Linked DNA regions of Homo sapiens: region 1 is linked to region 2. The links are chromatin loops, found by intact Hi-C in ENCODE. Cell type or tissue: endothelial cell of umbilical vein. All regions are shown on one strand. Each heading gives the region's core, and the rest is flanking DNA. Links, peaks and the distances in the headings are about the cores only.

What was found. A loop is a pair of places that touch in the nucleus more often than their neighbours do. Peaks named below come from ENCODE experiments on the same cell type or tissue, not always from the same donor. Only the 100,000 strongest peaks of a DNase experiment are listed, where the experiment ranks them.
Region 1: it touches region 2 in a loop (2.2-fold over the local background); 3 of 110 quality-filtered maps call a loop at or near these places.

What each region holds. Positions count from the first base shown.
Region 1 is chr15:101,169,344-101,185,173 of GRCh38, reverse strand. It overlaps CHSY1 (chondroitin sulfate synthase 1), which reads left to right. Exons shown (of 3, transcript NM_014918.5): 3 at 6,194-9,447. The coding sequence ends at 7,786. LOC124903564 (a long non-coding RNA gene) reads right to left here. Exons shown (of 2, transcript XR_007064780.1): 2 at 14,353-15,830. Among named protein-coding and RNA genes, the nearest start is that of LRRK1-AS1, 25 kb to the right of the region's middle. RefSeq lists enhancers at 4,870-5,479, 5,480-6,090, 9,977-10,863, 11,752-12,638, 15,376-15,830. In endothelial cell of umbilical vein, for the core only: no CTCF peak of the experiment used is centred there; a DNase peak (open chromatin) is centred at 8,243; H3K27ac peaks cover 1,965 bases.
Region 2 is chr15:101,011,160-101,020,609 of GRCh38, reverse strand. It overlaps LRRK1 (leucine rich repeat kinase 1), which reads right to left. Exons shown (of 34, transcript NM_024652.6): 10 at 8,465-8,602; 11 at 6,182-6,294; 12 at 5,208-5,284. Among named protein-coding and RNA genes, the nearest start is that of LRRK1, 97 kb to the right of the region's middle. RefSeq lists a silencer at 5,032-5,326. In endothelial cell of umbilical vein, for the core only: CTCF peaks have their summits at 3,037 (motif pointing right) and 5,263 (motif pointing left); a DNase peak (open chromatin) is centred at 5,219.

The DNA of each region.
Region 1 (15,830 bases), core at 4,398-12,397, 160 kb before region 2:
CCCATTCCACACGCTGAGGGTAACAAGAAAATGTTTCCCTACCTCTACACCAAAGCCATTTATGACAAGGCTTTGTACAGAAATTGGCTGAAGGGCACCACCCGAAGCCCATTTGGGCAGGTCTTGGTTAAGGTGGAGGTACTCGTCCTTACCTGCGACAGAGTGTCTGCTCACCTGTTGCTTAAACCCGCATCACCCTCTTTTAGAAAGGGAGAGCTATTTCCTTGACGTGAGTTTAGATTTTTTTAAAGATCATTACAGGTATGTGTTCCACCCAGTCTGTCAGGTAGGAACTTCTCTGTCTGAATTGTTTATATACCGTAGCAACATTAATAAATAATAAATTAATAAAAGTAACTCCTCTGGGACAGAGCAGGGGCCACCAGCCAGTCTGGGCGTAGACTTGGCTTTATTTTAAGTTCACTTTCTCTCAGGTGCTCCCTCCCCCAAGCATGTGCATGTGCACCACTCACACACACCTTTTTATCTTACAACAGATTTCTTTTTCATTAAAAAAAGAAAATGGCCGGGCTGGGTGGCTCACGTCTGTAATCCCAGGGCTTTGGGAGGCCGAGGCAAGCAGATTGCTTGATCCCAGGAGTTCAAGACCAGCCTGGGCAACCTGGTGAAACCCCATCTCTACAAAAAAATACAAAAATTAGCTGTATGTGGTGGTGTATGCTTATAGTTCCAGCTCCCTGGGAGGTGGAGGTTGCAGTGAGCTGAGATCACACCACTGCACTCCAGCCTGGATGACAGAAGGAGACCCTGTCTCAAAAAAAAAAAAAAATTATATATATATGTAACACATTTATTTCAAACTTGTAGAGTTTAGCCGGAAGGTACTTACAGCAACTTTCACTGTAGTTTAAAACCCTCAGTCTGTTTTACAGCTTCTACCAGCCTGTTTAGTCAATACTTTTCTCCATGTTCACCCCCTTAGCACACACACTCTGTGAAAGTAACAACCGTAGGCAGCTTCTAAAACACTTTGTGAAATGGATTCCTGAAAATGTGTGGGGATGTGTTGTCCTAGTGGGTGTGTGAGAAGTAGTCAGTCATGTAGAGGCCTCCCGTGGGGGCCCGCCCTCCCTGTGTGGGGTATGGACGGCCAGGAATAAAGTGTGCAGTCACATTTGGTCTAGGGAGTAAAAAAAAGGTGACCACTATATCATCTCTCCAGAGTAGTATATATTTTCTCTTTAAATATGCTGCTGATTTTTGCGTTTTAAAACACATCCTGGCCAGAGGAGCCCAGCCTTATCCTTGTATGCCGTTTACCATGTGTAACATATCGTGTCTGTCATCATCAGCTGTTTCCTTCTGTATGGATGTCATTCAACAATTTCTCCATACTTGCTCTGTTTAAAGACCTCACTTGTTATGAACTCGATGTGTCAAGCACTGAGCTGGACTCTGGAGATGGAGGCAGTGGGCACCCACACCCTCCCCCGTTTGCACGTGTTCCCGCAGCTGCTGCAGGGCTGTCCGTGTGGTGCCTCCTTGCATGGTCATTCTGGCCCATGCGTCTTGTTTCCTGGATCCTGTCATCTTCTTTACAGCTTTCTTTCCTTGCTTTAGAGGAACATATCCTTCAGTAGCTTCCTGGGAAGGAATGAGTGCAAGGTAAAATTGAGTCCTGAGTATCTGACATCTTTTGCTGTTCTCACTGGATGGATAGTTTGGGAAGAGAATTCTACACTGAGAATAATTTTCCACTCCTCCCACTTCTGAAGGCATTGTTCTTCAGCTCCCAGTGGTGTTATCTGTGTCCGGTGCCATTTCCATTTCTGATTATTTGTATATGCCCTTTTTCCTCCTCTGTGGAAATTTTTAGATTGCTTTTTCCTGTAGTTTTTATACTGGATACTTTTATACTGTACTTTTTATACTGGATACTTAGAGTTTAACCCAGGCACCTGACTCCCTTAATTCTGGATCCATTTTTTTATATTGTTGTTTTCCCTCCTGTGTGCTTTTTGTTCCTAGAATGAATACTTTTCTCTCCTGTTGTCTGGTTTTTTTTTATCGTTATGATCTTCTAGGGATTTCTTCAGTTTTATCTTCAAACTCTACTCCTTTGTTTTGCTGTCTTGTGTTTGGTTTCAAGGGTTTTTTCCTCTGATTTTCGTGTTTATCACATTCTGTTTTGGTTGCACTGTCTTCCCTTTGACTATATTGTAGATTTTTGTTTTTGTTGTTGTGTTTTTCTTCTGTTCACTGCGTTGTTTCTGTTCCACCAAGGGTTTTGCTTTTGTTTTGTTTTATTTTCATCATTCCCATTCAGAACCCTTTTTCAGCTGCCCTGATGATCCTTGACTGTTGATTCTCATTAAGAGTGAAGCATTGAGAAGCTGACCAGGAGCTGTGTAGCAGAGGCTTTTAAAACTAGTGTCTTTGCTGTAATGATCCAGCTTTTTGGGTGATGTTTTTGTTGGCAGACTCTAGGTATCTATGGTACTGTTCAATTGATCCAAAAGACTCTTCCGGTTTCCTGCTTGGGGTGGGGAGTGGAATAAGTTTTCTGGGACACAAGTGGGATATGAGGGCAGGGTCCTGCTCAAGTCCCCCAATTTCCATTTCCCCATTATCAGACTTGCACCTCACCACCTTGTGCTTGGGTGTAATTTCTGGAAAAACTAAACTTCAGAGTTATGTATTTATCAAGGAAGTAAACCCAGAGGACTAAGATGCAGCATTCATTCATAACTGTATAAAACAACTGTGATACATACTCTACTCCTGTAGTGACTTCATAGCTGCCTCCTGTTGCCACTGTGGTGAGCTCAGCTGGTGCAAATGTAGGCTTGAAATGCTGGGTGACACTAATCATCCCCACCTGAACAGTTCATCACTCCAGAAAATTGCATATTGCAGTCAAAAGCGATCTCTTGCAGTTCTTATATTTTTCGTCAGATTTAGTGCAATACTGTGAACCTCGAATAACACCGTGGGACCCATATGAAGTACCACTAACCATGCTGAATGGTTCCCAAGAAACAGAAAAGTCATAATATTACAAGAAAAAGATGAATTGCTTGCTAGGTACTGTAGATTGAGGTCTGCAGCTGCAATGGCCCATCCATTTCAGATACAGACGGTTGATTTTGTAAACAGACAATGTAAACTCACAGTATTAATACATACAGTGCTGTAAGTGTATTTACTCTTCCTTCCATGCCATTTTCTTAATAACATTTTCTTTTCTCTAGCTTCCTTTATTGTAAGAATGCAGTATATAATTCACACAACATGCAAAAGATGTGTTATTGATTGTTATTGATAAGACTTCCAGTCAACAGTAGGCTATTAGTAGTTAAGTTTTTTAGGAGTCAAAACTCATACATGGGTTTTTGACTGCATGAGGAGTCGGCACTCCTAACCCCCACGTCGTTCAAGGATCCACTGTATTTGGGAAGAGAGGAGAAAATCATGTCAGTTCCACCACTCCTGTTCAGCCATAAGTCTCCAATGTGTGTTCTAAGAATACCTCTGTGCTACTGTCTTGAAGCACTGTTGAGGGAGGAACAGAATTCTGCAAGCAGACCCATGGGGAACCTGTGGCATGACCCAGTGGGGCTGGAGAGAGAAGGGTCGGAGATACATGGGGAGATGGAATTGGCAGCACGAGCTTCCTGCAGGGCAAAGAAGGAACAGCACATGCTTCAGACTGTTCTCACCTCACTGTAGAAGACAGCTTGTAAGGCCAAATTAATGTGTGTTTACACTCTTGGAAATGGAGAGACCTTCCACAAACGATATTATGGTTCTTCGTGTTCATTGTTAAGAATTTGGAAATTATGAGCAGATGAAATGGAAACAATTTATACTTGAAACAAATACATGTAGAATCTCTGCCGGAATTGTCATCTAGCTTTTTATCTCACAGCAGACAGTCATGACTCTGCTAGCTCTCAGTTAGGCACATTGTGGGCTTGTGGGTCTCTGCCGTGGAAGAGCCTTCCTTACCATGAGATCCTCAGGTGCAGTCAGCGGTGGGGTCTGGTGGCCTGCGCAGTTACTTAAGTCACGTTACAAAGGCTGGCCTTGGTGGAACAGGAAGCATGGCTTCCCAGACCCTGGGAGCGTCTTCTGAGGCACCGTAGCAGGTCCTTGTAACTGCTGTGCCTCCGAGTGCCCCAACAGGATTGTAAAATGACTATATTTGCTTCAAGGTTTTATGGCCTGCAAATAACCTTTCTCAACCTTTCTTCTCTTTGAGTCCCCACATGACATTTGCCACCTTGTAGCCCTGCCGTTTGTACCCAAGAATCAGCCCAGCTAGAAAGTGAACAGTAAGGATGCTTTGGGCAGGAAGTGCATCAGGCTTCTTTTGTTGCGACCCACAGAAGGAGCAAAGTAAAAAGAGAGATAAGTTAACGTGGTTCATCCAAGCCTTGTGGCAGGGCCTTTATCTTCATGTTGTTTGTATCTGGCCCGCCCATCAGGGCTTGAAGGAGTCCCGGTGCCAGTCGCCTACTGCCTTCTCTCAGCAAGCCCCAGGTTACTTCTTTGCTTCAGTTTATTTAAAACAAGAATTTGAGATTTGCTTTCCTGTAGTTGATAGTAAAGTTGATAGTAGGTAGCAGAAGGGGCATGTAAAATTCCATATAAAGTGTGCCCTGTGTGCTGCATGGGGGTCAGAGTCGGAGTTTCTCCTCCTAGCCTAGGGAGGCCCTGCTTCCTACCCCCACAGAAAACCTCACCACCTTTTCTAATTAATTAGAAAAGTGTGCCACAGTGTGGGAGTGATTTCAGTGGTAAGTCCATGCGTGCACCTGCCATGTGGGGAGCATAAGCGGTGTGGGAAGGAAAGTTGGAAACAGCGGCGGCACTTTGGAGGACCTGTAATTCTGCTCTAATTCTTGCTCTAAGACCGGACTCACGGGTGCCCAGGAGGTAGAGGTTAGCCCTCATCAGACCCCAGCTCTGTGCGGGGCCTGGCAGGCATGCCAGCTCCCTGTTTACTTTTTACCTTATGAGAAAAAGAAGTAAGGTATAAAAGTGCCCATTTATATTTCTCTACTATTAAACGGTAGTTGCAGTGGCTCAGGAAAGAGTCAGCATATGATTGTCCAGAGGCAAATAAACCAGTCAGCCAGAATGCGTGTCATCCCTTACCAAGAGTTAGTCTTTAACAATATGAACAAAAAACAACCATGAACTTGAAAGAAACAGGACTAATTTACCAGATACCAACCTCAAATGCTTTCACTGAACATTTTTTGCAAACTATTACTCTGCATTCCAACATGCTTTGTAAAAACGTTCATCTCCTTGCCCAGATGTACTGAGGCATTAGGCACATTCCCTTCCTAACTTGAGGGAACCCATTTTGGCTGATGGCCCGTAAGCTTATGCTGTCCCAAAACCTGCGCCACGGGGCGGAGGCAGGGTTGGTGGAATGGTGAGCCCTGTGCGTCCTGCATGTTTCCCATCTGCCAGCATTTTCTGATCCCCCAGGCACCAAGCTCCGTGCTGGTGCCGGAGACCCCGTGCTGAGCAAGCAGGCCCGCTCCTGCCTCCACAGAAGACCTGGGAGAGGGGTACCTTCCTCGTACGCAGGAGGCCAGCAGCGTGAAGAGGGTTTTCAGCGTGTGCTTTTGCTTCCAGAGACCTCAGCAGAGCCTTGATTCATCCCTGCAGCATCCTCGCAGGGCCAGGCCGCCTCCTGCCTCTGATAGGCTTTCCCTTCCCTTAGCTCCCTGGAAGCAGGGTACTCCTTCGCTCAGGTTGTTTGCCTGGAGTTCTTCTGGCTCTCAGGAGGAAGTTTATTCCCACAGATAGAAGCCGCAGGATCTGCTATTCAGGTCTTCAGCCAGGGACGCATGACTCTGTGGGTCCCTTTCACAGGCGTAGTGGGACGGGGGTGGCTTTATCTTTCAGGCATGCTCCTGTGGTGCACTGTGATCTCAATTTTATATGTTTTCATTATGGGACAACTTTTTCATAATTCTGTTTGCCTGTGAAAGTATATTGGCCAACTTTGGTTATTAACCCTTACTTCCTTAAGCAGTTTCTATCTGTGAATTCTTCTAACCACATTGGACTGCTGTTGATCGGGCCTTATCTAGGGCCTTTTGTGTGCTGTGGTCCATTCAGAAACATTTCTAATATTTGCATTTTCTTTAGCATGTGCTGGCACTCAATCATACAATACTAAATTTGTGATCTCTTTTTTTTCCTGTAACAGATGCAGCAGCTTTTTTATGAGAATTACGAGCAGAACAAAAAGGGGTACATTAGAGATCTCCATAACAGTAAAATTCACCAAGCTATCACATTACACCCCAACAAAAACCCACCCTACCAGTACAGGCTCCACAGCTACATGCTGAGCCGCAAGATATCCGAGCTCCGCCATCGCACAATACAGCTGCACCGCGAAATTGTCCTGATGAGCAAATACAGCAACACAGAAATTCATAAAGAGGACCTCCAGCTGGGAATCCCTCCCTCCTTCATGAGGTTTCAGCCCCGCCAGCGAGAGGAGATTCTGGAATGGGAGTTTCTGACTGGAAAATACTTGTATTCGGCAGTTGACGGCCAGCCCCCTCGAAGAGGAATGGACTCCGCCCAGAGGGAAGCCTTGGACGACATTGTCATGCAGGTCATGGAGATGATCAATGCCAACGCCAAGACCAGAGGGCGCATCATTGACTTCAAAGAGATCCAGTACGGCTACCGCCGGGTGAACCCCATGTATGGGGCTGAGTACATCCTGGACCTGCTGCTTCTGTACAAAAAGCACAAAGGGAAGAAAATGACGGTCCCTGTGAGGAGGCACGCGTATTTACAGCAGACTTTCAGCAAAATCCAGTTTGTGGAGCATGAGGAGCTGGATGCACAAGAGTTGGCCAAGAGAATCAATCAGGAATCTGGATCCTTGTCCTTTCTCTCAAACTCCCTGAAGAAGCTCGTCCCCTTTCAGCTCCCTGGGTCGAAGAGTGAGCACAAAGAACCCAAAGATAAAAAGATAAACATACTGATTCCTTTGTCTGGGCGTTTCGACATGTTTGTGAGATTTATGGGAAACTTTGAGAAGACGTGTCTTATCCCCAATCAGAACGTCAAGCTCGTGGTTCTGCTTTTCAATTCTGACTCCAACCCTGACAAGGCCAAACAAGTTGAACTGATGAGAGATTACCGCATTAAGTACCCTAAAGCCGACATGCAGATTTTGCCTGTGTCTGGAGAGTTTTCAAGAGCCCTGGCCCTGGAAGTAGGATCCTCCCAGTTTAACAATGAATCTTTGCTCTTCTTCTGCGACGTCGACCTCGTGTTTACTACAGAATTCCTTCAGCGATGTCGAGCAAATACAGTTCTGGGCCAACAAATATATTTTCCAATCATCTTCAGCCAGTATGACCCAAAGATTGTTTATAGTGGGAAAGTTCCCAGTGACAACCATTTTGCCTTTACTCAGAAAACTGGCTTCTGGAGAAACTATGGGTTTGGCATCACGTGTATTTATAAGGGAGATCTTGTCCGAGTGGGTGGCTTTGATGTTTCCATCCAAGGCTGGGGGCTGGAGGATGTGGACCTTTTCAACAAGGTTGTCCAGGCAGGTTTGAAGACGTTTAGGAGCCAGGAAGTAGGAGTAGTCCACGTCCACCATCCTGTCTTTTGTGATCCCAATCTTGACCCCAAACAGTACAAAATGTGCTTGGGGTCCAAAGCATCGACCTATGGGTCCACCCAGCAGCTGGCTGAGATGTGGCTGGAAAAAAATGATCCAAGTTACAGTAAAAGCAGCAATAATAATGGCTCAGTGAGGACAGCCTAATGTCCAGCTTTGCTGGAAAAGACGTTTTTAATTATCTAATTTATTTTTCAAAAATTTTTTGTATGATCAGTTTTTGAAGTCCGTATACAAGGATATATTTTACAAGTGGTTTTCTTACATAGGACTCCTTTAAGATTGAGCTTTCTGAACAAGAAGGTGATCAGTGTTTGCCTTTGAACACATCTTCTTGCTGAACATTATGTAGCAGACCTGCTTAACTTTGACTTGAAATGTACCTGATGAACAAAACTTTTTTAAAAAAATGTTTTCTTTTGAGACCCTTTGCTCCAGTCCTATGGCAGAAAACGTGAACATTCCTGCAAAGTATTATTGTAACAAAACACTGTAACTCTGGTAAATGTTCTGTTGTGATTGTTAACATTCCACAGATTCTACCTTTTGTGTTTTGTTTTTTTTTTTTACAATTGTTTTAAAGCCATTTCATGTTCCAGTTGTAAGATAAGGAAATGTGATAATAGCTGTTTCATCATTGTCTTCAGGAGAGCTTTCCAGAGTTGATCATTTCCTCTCATGGTACTCTGCTCAGCATGGCCACGTAGGTTTTTTGTTTGTTTTGTTTTGTTCTTTTTTTGAGACGGAGTCTCACTCTGTTACCCAGGCTGGAATGCAGTGGCGCAATCTTGGCTCACTTTAACCTCCACTTCCCTGGTTCAAGCAATTCCCCTGCCTTTGCCTCCCGAGTAGCTGGGATTACAGGCACACACCACCACGCCCAGCTAGTTTTTTTGTATTTTTAGTAGAGACGGGGTTTCACCATGCAAGCCCAGCTGGCCACGTAGGTTTTAAAGCAAGGGGCGTGAAGAAGGCACAGTGAGGTATGTGGCTGTTCTCGTGGTAGTTCATTCGGCCTAAATAGACCTGGCATTAAATTTCAAGAAGGATTTGGCATTTTCTCTTCTTGACCCTTCTCTTTAAAGGGTAAAATATTAATGTTTAGAATGACAAAGATGAATTATTACAATAAATCTGATGTACACAGACTGAAACATACACACATACACCCTAATCAAAACGTTGGGGAAAAATGTATTTGGTTTTGTTCCTTTCATCCTGTCTGTGTTATGTGGGTGGAGATGGTTTTCATTCTTTCATTACTGTTTTGTTTTATCCTTTGTATCTGAAATACCTTTAATTTATTTAATATCTGTTGTTCAGAGCTCTGCCATTTCTTGAGTACCTGTTAGTTAGTATTATTTATGTGTATCGGGAGTGTGTTTAGTCTGTTTTATTTGCAGTAAACCGATCTCCAAAGATTTCCTTTTGGAAACGCTTTTTCCCCTCCTTAATTTTTATATTCCTTACTGTTTTACTAAATATTAAGTGTTCTTTGACAATTTTGGTGCTCATGTGTTTTGGGGACAAAAGTGAAATGAATCTGTCATTATACCAGAAAGTTAAATTCTCAGATCAAATGTGCCTTAATAAATTTGTTTTCATTTAGATTTCAAACAGTGATAGACTTGCCATTTTAATACACGTCATTGGAGGGCTGCGTATTTGTAAATAGCCTGATGCTCATTTGGAAAAATAAACCAGTGAACAATATTTTTCTATTGTACTTTTCGAACCATTTTGTCTCATTATTCCTGTTTTAGCTGAAGAATTGTATTACATTTGGAGAGTAAAAAACTTAAACACGATTCATAAAGTTTTTCAAGTTATTTGAGGGAAATGCTTCTGTGGACCGCAGCTTGGGAGTGAAACGAAACCCGGTTTCAAGTGCTTCCTTCCGTTTTTTCCTCAGATGAGCTCGTCCTTGTTCCTCATCAACTCGCTGACCCCACGTTCTTCAAAACAAAGGTCTTCAAACCGGGCCTGGGCCGCGTCTGGCTCCTGGATAGAAATGTCCCCTCCCAGGCCCCATAGAACCTGCATTTTAACAACTGCCTGGCGTGGGGCTGTGGCACAACTTGGGGTTCCAGGATCAATCTAGTTAGAGGATAAATCAGCACAGTTGCAATATAACCCAAGAGTCAAAAGAAGTGAGATCTTTGATGCCAAGGTAGCAAGCTCGTGTGGGCAAGCATTGCCCCCGGGATAGGTATATTTACAGTGTAATGACAGTTAAGTCCCAGCATAATGACATTGCGCTCACAGCAAGAATTGCCGTAATTCAGCCTAATTGCCATTTACTCTGTGGGAGTGTTTAGTTTTTTCTTGGAGAAAAAGCAGAGACATTTTTATTCTTCGATAAGGAAGAGCATAATATGCATCTTCATGACAAAGTATTATAAACGCTTTCCTATTTACCATAGTGACAAACTGGGGGGATTTGGGACGTGGTGTGAGTGACACGTTTGAGTGTGCGTCCAGAATTTCAATGACCCTTGGTGAAACCTGCCATTTCCTTCCCTGCTCCCACTCCTGATCAGGTCTGTCCCTCTTCCTGATAGCAGTGTTGGTGTTCATGGAAGTACTGCCTCCCTTCCAGGCTCCGTTTCCAGAAACGCGGCCGGACCCCTCTAGCTCCCCGCCCTGGCAGTGGCGTGTCTGCACTCCGCGTGCTGGCCTCCAGGTTCCACTCTCCTCCGTCACCTGGTGCTGTTCTTTTGCCCAGAGGGTGGACTCGGCAGTTCCACAGGCACCCGGGCCCTCCTCAGCCTGGCTGCTGTCCCTGCGTCTATCATCCCCCGTTCCACAGGGCACCTCCTCCAGCCGCTGCGCCCCAAGTCGTGGGGGCATCCGTGTCTGCGGCCCTGCCACACACTTTCCCTCCCTCTGGACAACCTGACTGTTTCCCAGGACGCAGCTAAAACACCCCACTGTCCGCTCCGCTGCCACCCTGGACCCTTCTGTGGGATGTGACACAGCTGGGCCTCCTTCTGTGACCATGTGGCAGTATCTGTCTCACTAGAGCCCCTCAAGGAGGCCTGGGGCTCTTGTTCCCGCCCGTCCCCTGGCGTGTTGGGAACCACACTGCCCTACTCCCTCGAGCGCCCTCTCCACATGTGCCTCCTGCCAAAGGCGTGCCCTCCCATCCTCCGCACTGAGTACTCCTGCCAGTGCACAGGCTGAGACCTGCAGCCCCTGCTGGGCCTGGAACTGATCCCTTCCCCCTGAATCTCTGGAGGCTTCCTGCTTAACCCTTCCACTGTGGCTTCCTGCTTTGTGACTCCTGTGGACAGTATGTTAAAATCGTGCCGTGTAATATGGCTGAAGAAGAGGAGAAGGGTACAATCACAAAAGCATGAAGGGGAACCTCCCTCCTTCCTCCCAGCACCAGCTCAGGACTTCCCACAAACGGCCACCAAGTTTGTCCTGGCCAGGAAGGCAGAGCTGTAGGCATAGATGCATAGACAACATTTTTGAACTTTGCACACAAATGAGGGAATTCCTTCTCTCTTGGGCATGAGGACCCTGGCGGGGAGCCTCAGGGCAGAAGATGGATGTGGCTTCATGACCCAGTGAAGTGTGTGGGGAGAGGTTGCCAGTGGGATCCCGGCTTTGTGGTTGGATGCCAGGGACCCTGCATGGAATGGAACCAGGAGAGCCTTATGGGGCAGACAGCACTGGCAGACTAGGGGAACCTGCAGCTTGCTTCCAGAAGGTGGGTCAACTTCCCTGCACTGCTGTTCTGGGCTGGGATGAGACCGGAGCGTGGATGTGGACCTAGCATCCCAAGGCCTTCTGTGGAGACGCCACGTGTCACAAGGTCATGAGACGGTCCCTCTTTGCTGCAAAAGCAGGCAGGCCTCAGGAGCCAAGGTGGAACATTCCCTCCACTCCGGGATGTGAGGGCCAGGGAGGAGGGCGCTTGTAAACTCACAGCTTGGGCCCTTTGACAGTTCAGATAATGGAAGGAACTCTGACCCTCGGATGTCTCATCTTATTCCCGCCCCAGCCCCAACACGCCTTCATGGCCCTGCTGATGAGTTATTGATTCCTATAGGCAAAGTGTCTGAGCCCCTCCCTGCTATTTCACAAAGGCATCAAAGCCTAGGCCCTGACTGAGCCCAGAAGTGGACACGGGTTTCTTTCCCCCCAGCCCAGCAGGCTCAGAGCGCTCACTGGCCATCTACATAGCAGTTGACCTGAGCAAAATGATTGTCATATTTGCCTCCTTGCCATGCACTTGAAGGATCACCTAGAGGTCTGGGTGTTCCTGCAGCCACCTCCATTCACTACTCAGTGTGTTCACCGAGTCAAATGTACACACTAGTGAGTTGCCAGCACCACACTCCATCTCGTAAGGACAACACTTAGGTTATGGGAACCAGCGGCTTTCAGAGGCATTCTCCCTGCTGTTAGGGTCTCGTTTCTCAAGACCCATCCTCCAGGAAGGTGACACACCTGCCTACTGCACTGAGGGGCGCCTGCTCTGCCAGGCCCCAGGTGGCAAGGTTTCCTCTTGTGCCCTCATCACGGAGGAAGCCAAGGGCCAGCCCTCCCTGTGCCTGCACAGACGCCCGCCCTGGGGAATTAGGCTGCATTACTGCCGTATAACTTGCTGTAATCTCTGCTGCAAAGGAGCTTATGTGCTTCAGCTGGAGGCGGGGTGGTCTGTCAGCTCAAGCGGCTGCACAGGGCTGCTACCTGCCGCGGTGGGCCCCGCTGTGCTTGCTAAACCCTTGAAAGATGGCCCCTTCTGTCCTGCTTGAAATGAAAATGCTTGCACCAAATCTTCTTAGTCTAACTTGTTATAAATGCAACGATAATGTAAAGGTTACAATGCAATGGATCAAATTACAGTAACTCATTTCGAATGGCTTCCAGTAGAAAGCAGATGCTTCAGAGTTCGGTTTGGTTTTCTGCAGGGGTGTAGGGGTGAGGGAGGGGGTGTAGATTTTCACCGGAAACGATCGCGTCAAACAGATTAGGGGCTGGCTTGTCATCAGTGCAGTTAAACCACTTAATGTCTTTTGTCAGATATTTCTTCATATGTTTAATTTACCATTCATGATGTTTCAGTGATGAGGGTCTTCATTTCTTACTAATACAGGCAAAAATGAAATGTCCTTTAAAGAACATTCTAGCTACATTTCCTTTAAAACTGTAAGAGTAGTCGGTTATGCCTGACCGCTTTTTAATGAGAAAATATAATAAGAAATTGATCAAATCACTTAATAGCAAAGTGGTTGGGCAAGCTCTGGAAAATGCTTAAATGAAGCTGGCTTATCTGTAATGAATTTCTCTCCATCACAATTAAGTCGGCGATGCTCCCAGGCTGCCGCTGCCCCCTTCCCCTCGCCAGCTTGCCACGACTCATCCCCTTGGTTCACGCCACAGCCCTCCGCATGCCTCGCTCGCTGCTCCACGTGTGACCCTACTGGAGAAAAGAAATGCTTCTAGCCAAGCCTTAGGGCTACCTTCAGATTCATTCATTCTGAATTAAGTTTGGGTTGAGTTTTAGGCAAAAGCTCAGAAAGGGGAATCTCATTTATAGCCTCAGAAGCCCTGGGCACACCCCGAGGTCTGAAGCTAGAAACGAATCATTTCTAAAAGTGCACTTTCAAATGATCCCATTAGTGTTGTGAAGGAAGCATTTTGGATATTGTTGGGGGTTTTTTGTTTTGTTTTTGTTTTTGTTTTTTTCTAGAGAGAGTCTCCCTCTGTTGCCCAGGCTGGAGTGCAGTGGTGCAATCTCGGCTCACTGCAACCTCCACCTCCCAGGATCAGGCGATTCTCGTGCCTCAGCCTCCCAAGTAGCTGGGACCACAGGCATGTGCCACCACTCCAGGTTAATTTTTCATATTTTTATGAAAATGAGATGAGGTTTCACTATGTTGAAACCCTCTACGGGATAGAGATGGGGTTTCACTATGTTGGCCGGGCTGGTCTTGAACTCCTGGCCTCAAGTGATGGATCTGCCTCAACCTCCGAAAGTGCTGGGATTACAGGCATGAGCCACTGCACCCGGCCTGCAGTTTGGATTTTTGAACGGATTCTATTTCTTCCGTGGTAAATAACAATGTAACTGCAGCAGAGGATACCCATACAGGGAAGCAGAGAAGGGAAAGGAAAGACCAGGCCCTTCCTCTGTACCACCCTGTTCCCACTCTGCCGAGTTCCCGTCAGGGGCTGTGGTAGGTACCGTTTGATGTAGGGTGCACGTACCATACAATTTGACATCTTGCTTTTTTTCCATCCATTTAAAACACATTGGTCCTGTGAGACTGCCCGGGAAGGCTGCCTTCTCTCCTACAATTGGGCGTCTCCCTCCTGCTGGCCATCTCCAGCGTCCCGTGGTTCCATCCTGAGTCACAGGATGCAGGGAGCATCTTTCCACTTCACCCTTTTCGTACTTTGGATCATCCTCTTCCAGGGCTGAGGGACTTTGGGACTTGGCCATTTCTGACATAACACTAAGTCGTCTGGCATTTTGTTTTATTTGGTCAACGTTGACATTTTGAACCTACTAGCTAGTTCCAATAAAACCTTTTTAAAAATAAGCCCGAAAAGTGAAATGACCTTTAAGAAATACTGTGAGAATATTGCACAGTGTCTTGGATCCCTCATCCTGTGAGAATATTGCACAGTGTCTTGGATCCCTCATCCTGTGAAAATGGCAACTCCGCAGACCCAACTCTATGACTGCAAAGCTTGAGTCAGGACAAAGTGAGACAGATTTATTGATGACTCAGGGAGTGAGAAGAGGCGCGTTCCAGACAGAGGGCCTGTTTGGGAAAGAGGTACACTCCACTCCCAGGAAGCTGGCGCTCATTCCAAGAGATGGGACAGGCAGGGGCGCGGAGTGGAAGTGGGTAGCCTGAGATAAGAGCAGCTCTTTCCAGACTTGGTGAGGCAGCAGAAGCGCTGGACGAGATGTGGACATGACCAGAGGCACCGGGCCTCCGTTTGGGCAGCCAGGAGTGATTTCCTAGTGGGAAAAGTATACATTTGCAAACAGATGGGAATACATTTGGATATGCATAGATGGAATTACTAACCACCTTTACCTATGTTCTAGGCAAGTTTTGAAGATTGATATTATATTTTATATAATGTCATATAGAAAATATATATTGGTTATGATTTATCATTATATGGTTTCTGTGCTACTTGGAAGGCACGGCATGTTATTAGATCTGAAGATAATGTTTGGCTGTGGGGTGGCCTGGAGTCCAGGGGCCTGGGGACGCTGTGAATGAGCACTTTTGTAGGAGCATCAGGTGATGAAGGGAAGACGCGGCACATCTCGTGGCAGAAAGGGCAGCAGCAGTGAGCTGGGGGTTTCTGAGAGAGGGTCGTGGGCTGGAGGAGAGCAGTTGTTAACAATACATGCCTTCCTGGCTTCCCCAGGGCTAGAGCAGCCCAAAGGTCTGAGGCAGCTCCCCACACAGCCCCTGGGTAATGAGCAGTTAGGATAATGATTCATGGGCCTTCTTTAAAATTAGATTTGGGGATGGGCCTTTCTACCAAGAGGATGTGCCTTCCAGCAGGAACTCAGCAGCCCGGCTTCTCGAAGGCGGGTGTCAGCGCACTCACCATCTGGGCCGCATCCTCAGGAGGAGGTGACATACGTGTTCCATCAGCTCAGCGGGAGAGGATGGCCCTGTGCAGCCCCAGCTGGTTTCCCAGGGTCCACCAGCAGCTGCTGGGCAGCCTTGACTGCTCTGCCTGCCCAGAAGTCGGGTCTCTGCTGCCAGGCCTTCCCTGAAGCATGCTTGGTTTCCACGTCACACCTGATCTGGGGCCCTGGCTTAATGCCCTGTGGTGTCATCTCACCGCCTTCCCCCTGAGCTGAGGGCTGGTGCAGTGGCCTTTCCCTCTGAGTCGCTGCTGTTGCAGCCAACCACCCTGAGTGGCTTTGGGAGGTGAGTTTGTCACAGAATGGCTCCGTTTTGCCCCGGTGCCCTGTCCCTTTTCACCCACACAAGGGCCCTGTCCGCACGCGGCTCCGCTCGCCCGCCTTTCCTGGCCTCATGGATCTGCCTTTCTTCTGCCTCCACAGCAGTCAGTTTCAAGTTAGAAGGAAAATATCCACAGGCCACAGGATTTGGGAGAAAATGGGATGCATATGGACTTTTGTAGGTTTGGGACTAAAACACTGCACATTGTCTTAAAATGAATTGTCTGAGAGGAC
Region 2 (9,450 bases), core at 1,220-9,219:
AAGGTCAGGAGTTCAAGACCAGGCTGGCTAAGATGGTAAAACCCTGTCTCTACTAAAGATACAAAAATTAGCCAGGCGTGATGGTGGGCACCTGTAATCCCAGCTACTCGGGGGGGCTGAGGCAGGAGAATTACTTGAACCTGGGAGGTGGAGGTTGCAGTGAGTTGAGTTTGTGCCACTGCACTCCAGCCTGGGTGACAGAGCAAGACTCCATCTCAAAAAAAAAAAAAAAAAAAAAAAGTTCAGAACCGGATATCTAGAAGGCTTATTAGTGTAGCAGAAAATGTGTGCACACATGCATGCACACACACGCATACCATGTATATGTTATATGCACACACACCACACCTGCACATGTGTATGCACAGAGGTTACAGTTGTTAGACAGGAACACAATGGTTACCAGAGATGCACTGAACTCCATAGTTGTCTCTGGGGAAAGGAATTACTAGAGGACTGAATATTTATCCCATGCCCTTTGCTACTGTTCAAAAACGGTGTTTTAAAATATACATGCGTTGCTTTTTCCATGAAAAAAAGCTAGTTAATGAAAATATACCACAGTTGGCTGTTTTTATGCTTCTTACAATGCCATTCTTTGAAAAGCCAGCCAACTGTTTAGTATTTAAGTGACTTTATTAATTAGGCTCACTATGAGATTACCATGAAAATCATGTCAAATTTGCTGTTTCCACGGGCACCAGAGCATTTGAGTTGAGAAAGAGCTTGGAAACGCACACTGATGGGAATCAGAGGTTTGGATTTCAGCAGAATCTCTGAAGTGCCTTTATCCTCCCTACTAAGGCCTGGAGAGGGGGCAGGACAGCATGCCTGGGAGCTCGGAGAATTCAAGATTAAACAACTGCCTCAAAGCCCTCTCATAGGGTTCCCTGCCAGACATGGAAAATAGAGAAGCCGGAGTTCTTTTGTTGGGCTGAAACCAGGCTCGGTTGCCCTTGATCATAGCTACCCCGCCTCGGCTCTGGCTTTCCTCCACACATGTAGCTGCAATAACAATGGTAATGGGTAACCTGGCCTCTGAGAACATTCAGGGAGAGCCGATAATGGAATACCAAAACCAATGCCTGGAAAATCTGCCCAGCTAGCTGTACTGTGAATGGGACTCACTGCAGGGGCTCCTGCGGAAATAAAGGTGCACCGGCCTTCTAAAGATGGCTTTGTATGAGTCCTTGCTAGGTAAGGAAATGTTCAAAAAGCTTCCTTTTTTTTCCTTCAATGAAAAAAGATGATCAATATTAGCCTGCCCTAATTCACATTTTCATGAAAGAACGTCATAATGAGAAAGGCTTACTTTCTCCCCAGAGAACACATTCTAAACACCTGGCCTCTGTGCTTTCCAAACTTTTAAAGTTTCGCTACGGTGTTTATGAAGCCTCTTTAAGTAAGAGATGGCTGGAATAATGAGCTATGATTGCAAACAGAGGCAACACCTGTAACAGACCTCCTGGCCCAGTGTTGAAAACGATGGGCACTGAGCTGGGGAGAACACAGTTCAAGGTATTTAAGAACTGTAATTATTTATTCATAAGTTATTTATGACTCTGCTGGTCTGATTTTTACCGTAAAAACGGCCATCCAAATTATTTTTGGATGAGGCCACTGCACAAATATGACTATTTGGATGTACATAAATCTACTTGGAATTTTACTATCCTACTGCAAACAAGCTGTCTTTTGTAGATAATTCCTTACCCAAGGGTCCATGGCCCTGGGAGAATAACCCTACTGAGGAAAAGGGTTTGCAAAGAGCCGCCTTCTTTTCACTCAGGTGTGGGCCTCAACTTTCTAGATGAAGTTTAAAGAATCAAGAGGCCTTTGTCATCTGCCAAGGCCAAGATTCACCTCTGCCAGAGAACCTCCCAGGGGCGCGGCCCCCTCACATGGCTCCCCAGATGTACTTCTGCGGGCTGCCAGCTGTCACTTTCTAGAGCATTGGTACCGCGCGTAGTCCTATGGTGCTTTTCCATGCATGCCTGTGATTTTCCCCACTGGCGTCTCATTGAGTGCTGAGCCCACTTCCTTGCACACTCCTCCGTGGTCCCAGGAAGGATTCGGCATTTCTAAACTGGAGACACGTTTCTAATCCACACAGCAAGTGGCTTGCGTGACCGAGGTCTACACTAGCTCCTGTTCTCATACCCATCATCCCGCCTGGCATGAAGGAGAAGATGGTGTTTGTTTCCCCTTCCTTCTAAGTGAAATCCCTATGTCTGGACTCAATTTCTACAGTCCTAAGGCTCTTCATTTATAAAAGGATCAGTTATGAAATTCATAATTGCATTTCCCTATTCGTGTGGTTAAGGACCTTTTCATTTGTTTCCTGGCCCTCTGGACTTCCTTTTCTGAAAATTGTTTATATCCCTTGCCCATTTTTTTTGCCTATTGTGTTGTCTTTTTTTTTTTTTTTTTTAAATCAATTTGTAAGCATTCTTTGTATATCAGGGACTTAAGCCAATTTGTGTTGCAACAATTTGTGTTGCAAATATTTCTTCTTAGTCTGTTTGCATTATGACTTGGTTTATGATGCTTCCCACTGAACACAATTTTTGAATGTTTATGAAGCCAATGATTTCAGTCTTTTTAAAAAATTATTCCTGGATTTTCCAACTAGATTTTAAAGATCTCCCTCATAGCAAAGTTATACCTATATTCCTTAAATGTTATTGTTTTCTTTTTTTATACTTAAACCTGATTGTTGTAATCTAGTATCGTGTTTTGTCCCCCTTCCAGGCAGGAATATCAACACCGTTTATTAACGCACGCAAGCATCCTTTTACACTAAGTTGAAGTTCTGCCTTTGTCATATATTACATAATAACAGTCCCCAACCTTTTTGGCACCACGGACCGGTTTTGTGGAAGACAATTTTTCCATGGACTGCAGCATTGGTGAGGGGGACAGTTTAGGGATGAAACTGTTCCACCTCAGATCATCAGGCGTTAGATTCTCATAAGGAGGGCACAACCTAGAGCCCTCACAGACGCGGTTCACAATAGGGTTCGCGCTCCTATGAGAATCCAATGCTGCCGCTGATCTGACAGGAGGTGGCGCTGATGCTCACTGGCCCACCGCTCACCTCCTCCTGTGTGGCCTGGTTCCTAGCAGGCCAGGGACCAATACCGGTTCGCTTCCTGGGGGGCGCTGGGGACTCCCGATGTATTTCTATGTTTACTGAGGTCTATTTTTGGACTCTTTTATCTGGTCCACTGATATTCCTTTTTCAGTCACATATAAATACACACGCTCTTATGGGACAGATCTCTATGTGTATCATACTCAACACACAAGCACACCAGTTCATCCAAGAGCGTAGCAGCGGCAAACTCCCTAGTTCACCTCCTGCAAATGTGTCCTGGCCTCTGTGGCGTCACTCATCCCTACCTCATACTATCTGTACTTGCCAACAACCATCTATCAAACTGAAGAAGAAAGTTGTATTATGTTTAAAACAACCTGGATGTGGGTTCTGGTTTTCTGGGCCAGCATCCTGAGGGATATTTCTGTGAGCAGAGCTGGCTTTGGAAGTTGTAGCTTTGAGGTTAAGAAGCAGAGCTGGTTGTTTAATGAAAGGGACAGCTCCATACCTTCCCCTGTGTCTCACAGAAGATAATGGAACAAAAAGAGCTTGTTTACCTAGATGTACTCTCTGCTGAACTGGCCTTGTTGTGTGACCAGCACAAAAACTAGGAAAGTTCTGTCTCTGTTGAGTTTTGGGGAAGACCACGAGCCCCTGTGCAACCTTGGCCTCACCTCAGCCTGTGGGTCCAAAGGCGGCCGTGATCCATGTGGGCTTTGCAAGATACCATCGTGTGGCAGTAGAGACTTAACAGCACGTAGCTGCTGGTCCAGGGCTGAAGTCCCACAGTCCTGGGATGAAACCTGGCTCTGCTACTGAGAAGCAGCCACACAACCTGGGACAAATCAGTCAGTCCCTATGCCATGGATTGAACTGTGTCCCCCGCCCCCCACCAAATTCATATGTCGAAGCTCTAATACCCAATGTGACACCATTTGGAGATGGGATATTTGAGCTGTAATTAGGTTTAGATGAGGTCATGAGGGTGGGGCCCTTATGATGAGATTAACATTCTTATAAGAAGAGGGGCCGGGCGTGGTGGCTCACACCTGTAATCCCAGCACTTTGGGAGGCTGAGGCAGGCGGATCACTTGAGGTCAGGAGTTCAAGACCAGCCTGGCCAACATGGTGAAACCCTGGATATCTGAGAGGAGGGCGCCAGCACTGTCAGGGGCTAGCAAGGGCCTTCTTCCTGGCATCCTGTATTGTATTAAAATACAAAATTACTATTTGGAGATGGGATATTTGAGCTGTAATTAGGTTTGGATGAGGTCATGAGGGTGGGGCCCTTATGAGATTAACGTTCTTATAGGAAGAGGGGCCGGGCACAGTGGCTCATCTCCAAAAATACAAAAATTAGCCAGGCATGGTGGCACATGCCTGTAATCCCAGCTACTTGGGAGGCTGAAGAAGGAGAATAGCTTGAACCTGGGAGGCGGAGGTTGCAGGGAGCCAAGATCGCGCCACTGCACTCCAGCCTGGGCGACAGAGCGAGACTCAGTCTCAAAGAAAAAAAAAAAAAAAGAAGAGGAAGAAAGACCAGAGTCCTCTCTCTCTTCACTATCTCAGGACATAGAGAGAAGGATGCCAGGAAGAAGGCCCTCGCAAGCCCCTGACAGTGCTGGCACCCTCCTCTCAGATATCCAGCTTCCAGAACTGTGAGAAAATAAGTGTCTGCTGCTGAAGCACTCGGTCGGTGGTATTTTGGTGTGGCAGCCAAGCTCAGACACCCTGGGAGCCTCAGTCTCCCCACGTGCAAAATGGGGAAATGTGGCCCATACCTCACGTTGTGAGGATGAGAAACTCTCACATATGTAACCTGCCTAGGGCACTGCCTGGTGTGTAGATCAGCTGCACATATTAGCTGCTGGCATCACTGGCCTCCACGCAGGAGAGTGGGGCTTGAGGATACTTGCGTGTCACACGTGGGACAGAAAGAATGGGCGCAGCTCATATGCAGGGTTTTCATTTGAACTTGGACATCTGTGGCATTGCAACAGGGCATTGAAGGGGAAGGCCCAAGATAAGGGCGATCCCCACTTTGGTGGAGCAGGAACCAGGCTACCCCGGCTGTCTCATCTGGGAACACCGTCTCCCAACCCACACACACCTGCCTCAGTCCCGGAGCGCTGGCGACCTCTGGTGGTGAAAAAGGCAATACGCTTCGTTTTCAGTCCATCTTCATTTCTGGGGGGAGGAAAAAGAGACAAAATTTGAGGACAGCACGACAAAAGCATTACTTTTGGCTGTGATGTTATAATGCCAAGCCACGGAGATAGGGAGCAATTCATGTGCAACTCTTCAGGGCCTGGCAGGGGCGCACGCTGCAGTGGCGGCTGCCTTTTTCACTGCCCCCACCCCTCCCCGCAGAGGTCCTCCTTGGGGTGCAAGTTCCACCGTGATACTGCAGAAGTGGCCTTCTGCAGATAACGGGGGCGGCTGGTCTCCAGAGGCTGGCTGGGCTCATCCCGGCTTTCCACCTATTGGAAGGCTTTGGGGCTGGGTGCTTTTATTCAATTCCACGTCCATTTCAGTTAGTGATCAGCAGAGACTTTTGAACAGAATTACAGATTGGGCTGAAGTGAGAGACAAGATTCTCCAGCAGACTAAAAATTAAAAATGAGAGGACACCATTAGGGGCTGTTTCCCCCCACATTCCTGTGTCGAAGCCCTAACCTCCAATTCCTCAGAATGTGACTGTATTTGGAAACAGGGCTGTTAAGGAGGTAACTAAGTTAAAATGAGGTCATTAGGATGGACTCTAATCCAATCCGACTGGTGTCCTTATAAGAAGAGGAGATTAGGTCACAGACGTGAACAGAGGCCTGACCGCAACAGGACACAGGGAGAAGACGGCATCTGCAAGCTAAGGAGAGGGGCCTCAGGAGAAACCAACCAGGCCTGCCCACACCCTCACCTCGGACTTCAGCCCCCAGGGCTGTGAGGCAGTGATTTCTGTTGTTAAGCCCCCAGCTGGCGGCTCAGCAGCCCTCGCAGACTCACATGCCACCATTCAGAGGACCTGCTCGACCGTGGCCCCACACACGCTTTGGAACTGGCCAGGGAGGAGAGGCCCCTGCTTACTTGCCAAGTTGGTTTCTGGAGAGATCCAGGGTTTTGAGCTGCCTGCAGGTCCACTTCTCTTGAGGTGGAAGTGCCGCCAGCTGGTTCCCCTGTAACCTCAAGAACATGAGGGCCTGAGAGAGAGAGGGAGGGAGAGAGAAGCTAAGATAGCATCAGATACAAGAAGGGAGGGGAGACTGAAGAGCCAGTCAGTTCCCAACCACGCGCAGTCAAACGATTCCAACCAATTTTCCTTCACGCAGATCCCAGCTGTGTGGGGCCCAGCAGCCTCTTCAAACTCACGAAATGATATCAAACAGTGCGACGGGGCCATCTATCTACAGGAGCTCCTCCCTCAAAGGCAGTGAGAGGCAATTATTCTAGAGTGAAAGGAGCCCAAGCAGCTGTCAGCATTAAGGATTCTTAAGAGTACTGATTACCGGTGTGTCTCTCTGGGGAAAGTGCCAGACTCTGATGGTTTGGAGGACAACGGCTCACGGCTGGTGGGGGTGGCATGGGGCATGCAGTACAGTGCTGGTGTCTGCCACCTCCTGGTGGGTGGCCTCCTGGGCCAGCCCAGGTCTGGGGACGGGGTGGCAGTGCCACCAAGGGTAACTGTCCTAGCCGCATGCCCTCTGCTAGCCGACACAGTCCCAAGCTGGGCCCCTCAGGATTATCAGCATGTCTGGGGTGCCCCTCGTGGGTAGCCCTCCCTCAGCCCTACTGCAAACAGACCCTGCAGGGAACCCAGTCACCAAGGGGGATGAGGGGCTACCTTGCACCTGTAACACGTTTTATTCTTTTTTTGTTATTCTTTTTATTTATTTACTTTTTTAGAGATAGGGTCTCGCTCTGTTTCTTAGGCTGGAGTGCAGCGGTGTGATCATAGCTTGCTACAGCCTCAAACTCCTGGCCTCAAGCAGTCCCCCCATTTTGGCCTCGCAAAGTGCTGGGAGTACGGTTCTGAGTCGCCGTGCCCAGGTCTGAGCCATCATGCCTGGCCCACGTTTTACTTTGCAGGAGTACCTTAGACATGCTATCTCCCTGCTTGAGGACATCACCACAGCCACCAACTATCCCGCCCACAACCAGGGCGGCCTCAGGAGGGCCACAGGCTGTTTGCTGCCCCACATTAAATTCTCTCCTCCTGGTGCTTTTGTCTCCTTCCTTGTTGAAGGGGCTCACGCCACCGCCCACCATCAGAACCGCTGCAGCCAGCCCCCTCCTGCTGAAATTCTATGGAGACCCTGCCATGTGCCAGACCTCAGGGTCCCCCAAGCCCCCACATACCCACCCACCCCTTCCCAGTGTGGAGAAGGAGACCTCGAGCAGACACATTCCCTGCAGGCCCACAGTGAAGCTCTGGACAAGGCTCTGCCTCTCCTGATTTGCTGCTTCTGGGCTTTGGGGGAAGCCAAAAATCCAAGCCTGCTAGTTGTTGGTGTGAAATACGAGAAGACAGACTCAGAACAGGGGCCCAGGGGCTGTGGACAAGGCCTGAAGGCCAGGAGTACCCTGCGAGGAGTATGATGTGGGACCACCCCCCCCCGGGGGCACCCCGCGTGGCTCCTTTCTTCTGAGAAGCGTGAGTCCTGTCCCTGGGTCCCTGGCTTTGCCCTGTGCTTGTCAGGAGCCTAGGACATGATAGCCCATCCTCTCTGAGGATACACATGCTGAAGGGGCCTTCGCTGCCTTGTGGGGGTCGCCGCACACAAGAGGCTGCACCAGGCCTTGGAGGAGTGCCCGTGGGGGTCCTGGCAGTGGCCTGGCAGGACCGGGGGCTGAAGCCTGTGCAGGGTGGCCTGGGCACTCTGCCTGGGGGTCCACTACAGGGCCCCTGGTGAGGCTGCCCTGATGGGGCCCCTTCTGGGGTTGGCCCTGAGCTCCAAGCAATGAGTGTGATCCACGGCCTGTCTGCCTAAGGACCCGCCAACCACCTAAAACAACCTAAAGCGAGAAGGTACCCGTATTCTGGGGTAGGCACACAGGGTTCCGTGGAAAGGCCCTTCCTGGAGCTCTCAGTGTCCACTCAGCCTCATATATGGGCAGGCCGTGGACTTAAAGAAAGTCCCGAGGGATACGAACCATAACCCCACCACCACCTGACACAGCTGCTTCTGCTGTCCACGTGCCACCCTCATCGCTGTTCGTGGCCATGCATATTTTTGATAGCTGAACTTTTTCTTCATCTTTTCCCCTTATATTTATCTCAGAAGCTCAGGAAAAGCACATACATTTCACTGCAACACGGAGCAATTTTCTCTCAAAAGCCGAAAATGAGAAAGAAAGGGCTATTAGGCTTACATCAAGCTGGAAAAGTCCCAGGGGAACTTCTTTGAGTGCGTTTTCTGAGAAATCCACATCCTTCAGGTGATTTTTCCAAAAGACAGCCATTTTGTCTGGCAGACATTCCAGGGCATTTCTGGAAGCTTTACAACATTTCTAAGAGATTGACGAGAAAAAAAAATGTATATTAGTTAGCTCTTTAAATGCAGTGGTGCCTTTGAGACTGTTTCCAAATTTGATGTTAAAAATGGACCATTACAATAATGTCCTGTAATGAAGATGACTGAGTGTTGCTGGAAGGCTGCACACCCTCACTGTCCTTGTCCTCCCGCCCCTACTCCAAGGAAGGGACAGGAATGGGGTTTCCTGGGGGAGCTCATGGTCTTTTTCCTTCATTCCAGAACATCCGGCCCATTGTCCTTGGAAATAATGGAACAATTCAGGACCACACTGGAGAGAGAAGCTGGTTTCCCCTACACGAATGGCCAAACTAGGAATGATAATGCCAGTGATGAAGAGTTTCCTGGTTTAAAACCAACAGCCATAACACACACACACATGCACACACACACACACACATTCTTCATGCTATTCCATCTGTTTTAACAAGCAAAATTCCCCAGATGCAAAAACAGCATTTAATCAGCAGTGCTACGAGTGCAGATTGATGCTTTTTTTTTTTTTTTTTTGAGACAGAGTCTTGCTCTGTCACCAGACTGGAGTGCAATGGTGCAATCTCGGCTCACTGCAACCTCTGCCTCCCCGGTAAAAGCAATTCCCTGGCCTCAGCCTCCTGCGTAGCTGGGACTACAGCCACGTGCCACCACGCCCAGCTTATTTTTTTTTTTTTTTTAATTTTAGTAGAGACGGGGTTTCACCATGTTGGCCAGGATGGTCTCAATCTCCTGACCTTGTGATCCACCTACCTTGGCCTCCCAAAGTGCTGGGATTACAGGCATGAGCCATAGCGCCCGGCCTGATTTCTTACTCTTATGTGATAGTTG